Regions from separate parts of the Homo sapiens genome. Here region 1 is linked to region 2. Evidence: chromatin contacts called from ENCODE Hi-C or POLR2A ChIA-PET data. All regions are on one chromosome and are shown on one strand. Each heading gives the region's core, a stretch centred on a gene start or an enhancer-like site at or near the end of the contact. The rest is flanking DNA. Distances are from core to core; before and after follow the strand shown. Region 1 has its middle 100 kb from the start of FAM76B. Region 2 has its middle 23 kb from the start of SESN3.

What was found. Hi-C counts contacts between places; a loop is a spot of excess contacts on that map. ChIA-PET counts read pairs that join two places held with the same protein, here RNA polymerase II (POLR2A). Pooled maps may share reads with other maps.
Region 1: a loop to region 2 is called in a map of CD4-positive, alpha-beta T cell, with 9 times the contacts of the local background. The contact joins two enhancer-like sites. A Hi-C loop is called at or near these places in 1 of 168 maps with a recorded cell type or tissue (CD4-positive, alpha-beta T cell) and 7 of 50 pooled maps. POLR2A ChIA-PET finds 5 or more read pairs at or near these places in 5 of 52 experiments (CD4-positive, alpha-beta memory T cell, CD8-positive, alpha-beta memory T cell, activated B cell and 2 more).

What each region holds. Positions count from the first base shown.
Region 1 is chr11:95,686,185-95,690,193 of GRCh38, reverse strand. No RefSeq gene overlaps it. Among named protein-coding and RNA genes, the nearest start is that of FAM76B, 100 kb to the left of the region's middle. Within about 2 kb of position 1,978, at least 2 of the 41 ENCODE cell types and tissues checked have a DNase peak (open chromatin) inside an H3K27ac peak, as active enhancers do; they include CD4-positive, alpha-beta T cell, where a contact is called at or near this core.
Region 2 is chr11:95,252,116-95,256,013 of GRCh38, reverse strand. No RefSeq gene overlaps it. Among named protein-coding and RNA genes, the nearest start is that of SESN3, 23 kb to the right of the region's middle. RefSeq lists an enhancer at 1,526-1,915. Within about 2 kb of position 1,558, at least 25 of the 41 ENCODE cell types and tissues checked have a DNase peak (open chromatin) inside an H3K27ac peak, as active enhancers do; they include CD4-positive, alpha-beta T cell, where a contact is called at or near this core.

The sequences.
Region 1 (4,009 bases), core at 729-3,228, 430 kb before region 2:
TCTTCAGCTATGAACCCCTTCTTTGACCTCTTGTACAGTCAGCTTCTTGACATCTCTGTTTAGATGATGAATAGGAATCTCCAAGTCAACATTTCCAATACTTCACTTGATTTCCCATCCCTCTCCCAAATCTATTCTCTCCTAGTCTTCCTGAATTCAGAAAATGTCACTAGCATAACAATCCAGTCCCATTTTTTTTCGTGCAATTTATGAGCACATGCTGGCTGTTCTATCATGAAAGACATTTACTTCCTCCCATCTTCGTGGACTACCTAGTCCAGGCATTGTAATTTCTCACCTGAACTACTGCAGTTGCCCCTAACTGGTCTTTCTGCTCCATTTTTGCCAATATGTAATCAGCTCTCTAAACAGCAGCCTCAAAATTCTTTAATGTCTTTTCACTGCAGTTGGGATAAAATTAAAATTCTCTACCACAGGTGCTGGGCCCTAATAGCATCTCTGACCTCATCAACTGTTTTCTCTTCCCTTATCCCTTTCCAGCTGCATCTGCCTCCTTTCCATTCCTCATCCCCACCAATTTTGTTCTCATCTTAAGGCTCTTCTGGGACTCTTCCTCCAAATCCTGTCATTGCTGTCTCATTAACATTCTAATCTCAGCTCAAATGTTTCCTCCTCAGAAAGCTGTCCCTGACCACCCAATCTAAAGAAATCTTTCACCTGACTCACTCTATGCTATGCCACCCTTTTAAATTTTTCTTCATGAGTGTTTTCACTATCTAGAATAATCATTTTTATTTGTATGTTTTTCATTATATCTCTCTCATTAAAGTAAAAACTCTAAGGACAAAATGTTGCATCTATCTCATTTCTGTATTCTCAGAATGTAGAACAGTGTCTGGTACAAAGTAGATGCTCAATAAATGTGTTGACTGCATAAGTGAATCCTTTCCAAACAGGTTGGTTGAAAATTGCTGGTGGATAAGCAGATGGCAAGCAGGGAGCCCTATTCTGAGAGTGGATTTCTGCTCTTGTGAAAAGATGAAACAAGAACACATTATTCAACGAATTAACAAAAACAGTTCTGGACTCTTCCGGTTACAGGGCAAGTGTTTTTGAAGGTGAAAACAATGTGGTCTTGATCTCTTTTCCTGGCTTTGCAAAGAACAAGGAAGATGAAATCAGTGATTTCAAAATGAGTCACTGGAAACAAGTGTTTTTCAAAGAACACACCTTGAAGTTTAAACCAGGTGACGATGAGGGAGGAAGAAAAACATGATGGTATTTTAGACCTCGTAAACTTTTCAGCAGTTCAGAGGAGGTTTGTCAATTCAAATATGTACATGAAACCATGGGCTATCGTACCCTCAAGGAATGAGTGATTCTGGGTATCTGTGGATGGCTGTTTTCCTGATAACTGATGGTTAACTTGTAATTGCTGTAACTGATTTTTTTTAATGGAAAACATTCTAAAAATTTTCCCTTGATTAAGGGAGGCAGTGGAATAAACATGGGCTGCAGGGCAGGATAGACGTAGGCTATGTCCAAGTTCTGCAACTAAAAAATTCTATGACGTTGGCACTTACCCACACTGAGATACAGGTTCTTTATCTGAAAGATGGGACTAATGATAGCTCATTGAAGGGTTGTGTGGATGACATAAAACAGTGATTGTAAAAATGTCACTATACTAAATAGAAATTTCAGACATGGTAAATATTATTGAAGCTACTAGAAAAATATGCGCTTTAAAGATATTGATCAACATATATCCTTTTCTAATGCCTCATTGTCAATATTATGAACAGATAAAATCTGTAACGTCTTGTTAAAATAGCTATAGATCCATGTGATGTAAAATATGAGCTCAAATATGTGTCAGTACCACTAGCAACATTAAAATTGTGCTTTTCTGGAAACACCTCTGATGTCAGATTGTTTCTACCCATTTGCCTTTCTGTCATGACAGTTAAGTGAGATGTGGTGAAATTCATGACTTCCAGGTCAGCTTTACATGGCCACTTTCATGCAAAATCAATTAGTCAACTAAAGACTGTCTTTCAGAAGTAGATTTGTGATCCTCCAAAAAGCCTCTCTTGTCTGTGTTGATGCACTCCTTGGCAGGATGTAAGGTAGTGTTTTCTAGGTTTCTTCCATGGACCCAGTGGAAAAGGATTCTGTGATAAAATACTTTTGGGAGTTAGATTGTCAATGCACGGTGACAACTTCAAGACTCTGAAATGTCATAAAGCAAGACAAAATATTTAATTTGGAACTAATATTTCTTAAACAATTAGAGTACAATTTTTCTTTAACATAACACCTGTTCACAGGAAATTCACTTGCTACAGAACACATTTGAAGTAACACTGCTGTAAGAAAATGTTATGTTTCTTAAGAAAATAAAACCAAGAACTTTAAGGTCGTCCTTGGAAGGAGAGGCTCTTGTAGAGAAGGAAGAGACATCATTCTGACCCTGAAGTTTTATCACTTTCCAAGGTAGGAAAATGCCATATCGTATAGGGCATTGCATACTATACATTCCCTGGGGAGCATTTTGAAAATGTGGGGGCACTTTTGTCTTCTAGCATGATCATACTTGAGCATTTACTTATGAAAGACCATTATCATCAACTATTTTCCTTTTATTTTTTCTTTTATAATATAGTTTAATACTTATATTGATTTCTTCTTATGTGCAGATAGGTTATATTATTTTTGAATTTTATTTTAGTATAGCAAAGGGATGATCACAAAATATTCGTTCTAAGAAGGTGTTGTTCGTGTAGCAGGGGTGGGAATTACTCATTTAGGGGTTTCTTGCTTATTTCTACTGTCACCCTCACACAGGTATGCCAGTGTCAGGAGGCTCTTGTCCTTCTTTTAATTTTGTCCCTGGCAAAACAAAACAAAATTTTGCTAACTGCTCAAGGAGAAAAGCAGGGAAATAAATATGGAGAGTTGGAAGAAATCACAGTAGGAAGAATCTAAACAGTTTGGCCCACAAGATGTGACTTTCTGCAGCATCTTACAGAATCTGTCCCAGCCCCTGTGTGTCCCAGAGATAAAGAAATGATTTATTTGAATCTCCAACTTTCTAGTACTTGGCTTATTTCCATGAGTTGATTATTAATTTTTGAATGTATCATCCAAGAAACACTTTCTTAGAAATTGACATCCTCCAAAGCTCAGGTCAGGAACATGAGACAGTTTTACTTTTCCCCTTGTATTTATTAGAATTGGGTTCAGTGTCTTGTGGAAGAAAACCCAAATATGGCAGCTTAAATCAGAACTTTTTGTTGTCTCATGTAAAAACTGGAGATCAGCATCCAAGAGGGATATGAACAAGTTTCCTCCAGTTTTCTTCTCTGCCATCCCTTGGGGGTGTTGTATATGGTCCAAGATGCTTGTTGAAGCTCCGGTTATTATCCATATCAGTTAAGAGAAAGAAGAAAAGAAAGGAGAAAATCATGCCTTTTCCCTTTTTAAACACTGTTCCAAAGTTGTACACACTACTTCTTTGGCCAGAACTTGGTTGTAAGGTTGCACATATCTGCAAAGACGACTAGGAAATGTAATCATCATTCCAGGAACCCACAAGCCCAGCTGAGATTAGTGGGTTCCATAATAGTTGGGATAAAATTTCACCCCCATTTTCCAAAGTAGCCTCATTTATTCTGGATTCCATATTTCCAGATTTGCCTGTTACTTATATAACTGACTTTAGAATTGACTTCAGATACTTCGGGTGTCCCTTTTATAGGTGCAATAGTTACGCAATAACTTATTTTAATATAATAGGAGCATTTATATGATAGAAAATGTTTCTGTACTTTAATGGTGTATGAGATGTATTCTCATGTGAGTACAACTTACTCTTCCTCTGATTTCTCCACCACCGACAGTGAAAACATCTTCAAAATACTCATCTTCTACTTGCAGTTTTTCTTATGAGATGTGAATTAATAATTCTTTTTCCAACTATATTTAGCCTTTTGATGCCAAACCTTGGTATGAAACATCAGAATTAGCCCTGATAAAAATGTACATG
Region 2 (3,898 bases), core at 309-2,808:
AATTAATGCTAGAGGGCAAACAAGGCTTCTTGAGTCTGCCTAAGAGCCTTTAAAGGACAACATGCTTTCAAGGGCTGGAAGCAGTCTTTTTACATGCTAATTACAAATCCTACAGTATTTGTGAAAGCAGGTCCCTCTGGGATTTCTATCAGCCAACAAGTTGTTTATTTCCAGTTTAAAGGGGGTGGAGGGTCTATGAATTATTGAGTAGCTACTATGTGTTTTGCCTGTGCTTGGTGGTGAGAGATTGTTTATCTTCACAACCGTCCTTGGAGCTAAGCATTACCCCAGTTTGCACCTGTGGAATGGAGAGGTGGCTGGAAGCACAGAGCTGGGATTCAAAAGCTGGGAAGCCTAAACTCTGGAAGCTGTGCTCTCTCCTCCAGCATATTACCAACCTTTGAATGTAATGTCGGCTTTTCTTTAAGGAATATTCTCAAATCCAGCCTTCTTCATATTTCAGAATAGCCCGTCCCTAATTAGCTCAAATTAGCTAGCTTTGTAAACCCTTTTTCATTTCAGTAATGAGGAAAACGAGGCATTCAGCCAAGAAGCAAACTGTAGAAGGATAGGTTGCAGCAGGTCTGGGCTAATAAATTGCAGTACATGGTGCTTCCTGAGACCTACCAAGGACTCTGAAAGAAGACAAGATGAAAAATCACTCCCTCTCTGAGATATATATTTTCTTTTGGAAAGATGTGTTTTCACCACTCACAGGAAAAACTGCTTTCTGGCCTTAGATAGCACAGAAATTGTCCTCAGATAATGCCAGTGAGGAACCTGCCTGGGAGGTCTAATCGACCTGGGATATGTCATAGGTAATGCCGGGTAGGTAGGTTTAACCCTTCGATTGCACCCTTTTCCAATACTGCTGTCACTGCCCACTAAGATCAGAAAAACTGACAAAATTTTGGGAAATAACTTCATGTTTTCAGAAATGCTACAAAGCCCTCTCCACTCCCACCCATGAGACAATGTCTACAAGTCACATCATATCCTTCCAGCTTAGACTTATTTTTAAAGCACACACAAAACACACTTTAGTGTAATTGGAGAATTAGCACTTTTGCCCCAGAAATGAAACAGCTGTTGATTTCCAGGCTGCTTGTCATTAGAGAGAAGACTTGAAACATCAGAGGCAAGTTCAAACTCCCTAAGAGGCAGTATTGAACTTTACTTGTAGCTCATGTGCCAAGAGCTGCCCAGCATCACTATGCATGAAACAAAACAGGTTTCAAGCAATTATAAGACACAACATATAAATCAAGACTTTAGAATCTTTATTAATGCTGAATTTTTTATTCCAAAAAAATACTTTCAGGAAAACAAATATGACTCATGACTTATGAGACTGGCTGCTTGGATGCAAATCATCTTAACTGCTTGCACACTCCTTGGTACCTTTTCAGCTAAAGAGCCATTCAGCCTCAGCTTCAAGTGCAGAGGAAGTGCAAATAACCCCTGCACTTCAGAGCACAGCTTGCTTTGCTAAGAGACAGTTGAGCAAAATCCCAGCACGCTCTGATTCATTCTGCCTGCTGATTGGTCGTTCTCCCTGGCTGCTGACATCATCCTGTTGCTGGGTGGAAAACTTATGCAGCACAGCCCTGATGCTGACTTCTGATTCTTGTGAAGGGGACGTTGTACTCAACAGCGAAATCAGATTGTAGCTCAAATGGAATTGGAAGATATCTTTTTTGTGTGATCACTTCAGTCATCTTATGCCTCTTAAATTATAGCGCCCTCCCAACCCCCATGCCGTAATCTAGCAAATGCTATTGTGTGGCACTTTCTCTTCCAAGCCACCCAACCCCCAACAGCCTCTAGAATACAAGAGAATAAGAAAAAAACCTTATCGTTTGCCTTCGACTGTAGGTGGAAGATGTCTTACACATCTCCTAGATGGGGCTGGCCTTCTGATTAGTTCATTTGCCTTTACCATCAGTATTAAACTATGTCTTCACTTGCTGCAAAGAATTGTGAAGTAATTTTTAGGACTTTCTATAAAAAATGCCTTATTACCTCTCATTTATTTTCCCAGCATTCTGTAAGCCTTAGGTAAACTGGGGAAGTAGTGACAAAGGCCAACTTGTCTGTTGCCCTTTACAGTGCGCAAAGAACTTTTTTATATACAATGTCTCATATGTTCTTTGCAGCTGTCCCATGCATGAGGTACTATTACTTCCCCCACTCTATAGATAAGAAAACAAACCCCTAAATATTAAATCCATTGCCAGCCATATAGCTTGCACATGATGAAGCTGGGCCTCAAACCCATGGTTTTTAATCCTAGTTTCTGAACTCTTTTCACTCAGACATAGACTCTTTCAACCTTGGGAGGCTAAGTGATTTGCAAGAACCAGTGCAAATTAAGTAGCTAAACCAGTGCCAGAACCCAGCAATTCTTGTTCTCCACACAAGGCCTTTTCTTCTAAACCTCTTGGTAGCTCTCAAGACAATGTTAGAGATGCTCTTAGATACACATTTATTTTAGAAATCTTTAGGCTTTCACAAGCTTTTACTGATTAAGTGCAGCTTTGAGGGAAAAAAATAGAAGCCTAATAATTCAGATGCACATTTGCATTTATTACATAAGGCTTCTGTAAGGGATAAGCTTATCCAGTTGCAGGCTTATTTTAAGTTTTAATGGAATGATTTTGACAGATCAGAAATAGCAGGCTTAGTAACCAGCTCGGTAACTTAGATGTCAGAGACATTTCCATGGTGGATAGCGGGGCTCCTTAGCTCTCAGGACACACTAGATTTCTCTTGTTTGTCTCTGACTGGGATGATTAACCACCCTTTGCTTGGCTTTCATCTTTCCTGGCACAGCTTTGTCTTTCATCTCATTCATTGCTCCAAACCCTTCTTCCCTTTAACTTTTAATACACATACAAAATATTTCAGCTTCCCTCAGTTATTTTTACATAAGCAGAGCAGGAAAACATGGATATACTTCACGGAGCCTGCCACATCTGGTTTGCTCAGGTACTCCCTTACCCATCTTTATTTTTAAATGAGACAAAGAATCCTTCAAAAAAGGCTTAGGAGACTAAAATGTTGGAGGAAAGGAATGAAAGAATGGGGGGGGCAAAGATTACTCAGACATGGAGGTGAATATTTGCATTTTCTATCTTGATCTTTGTGACAGCAGCAACACATAGTGTGGTGACTTGTATTTCACAACGTACATAGCTGCTTCTGTATACTTTGCATTCTTCTCTCATTTTCCCAGTAATTGCCTTTTTTCACTGTGGGGCTTTTTGTCCCCTTGACCCCCAGGTCTCCTACTTCCTGTGTATGACTTAGGCACATGTAGCTCACTCTAAATTTCAGCAAAATGTTCTCTCTGAAAGTGACTTCTTTTCACACCACTCAGATCTTCACATTTTCACTGCCTGTGGAAATATAAACTTACTGATTTTTGTCTTTCTGTGTTATTTGAAGGTAACAAACAATTTGTTGTGCTGAAAAACAGAATTGTTGTCTCATAGACTCCCCAGAGTGATGGGCAGTTCCTACATCCAGCTCTCTGGCTCCCTGTTCAGTGGACCTACCACACCTTTGTTCCTGCTGTCTGTTTTGCCTGAAATGTGTGTCTTAAAATATGGCACAGTAGATGCTGAGCAAAAACAACAACAAAATCCTATGGTCACATAGTTAGCGGCAGTTGAAACTGAAATTAGACCCCAACCTCACATGATTATTAAACGAACATTTTAATGATAAAGAAAGACATTAATGCAGGCTAAAAAAAAATGTGTGCACCATCCAATTCCAAAACCCCAGACAGGCACAATGACTCACACCTGGAATCCTAGCACTTTGGGAGGCCAAGGCAGGTGGATCACTTGAGGTCAGGAATTCGAGACCAGCCTGGTCAACATCATGAAACCCT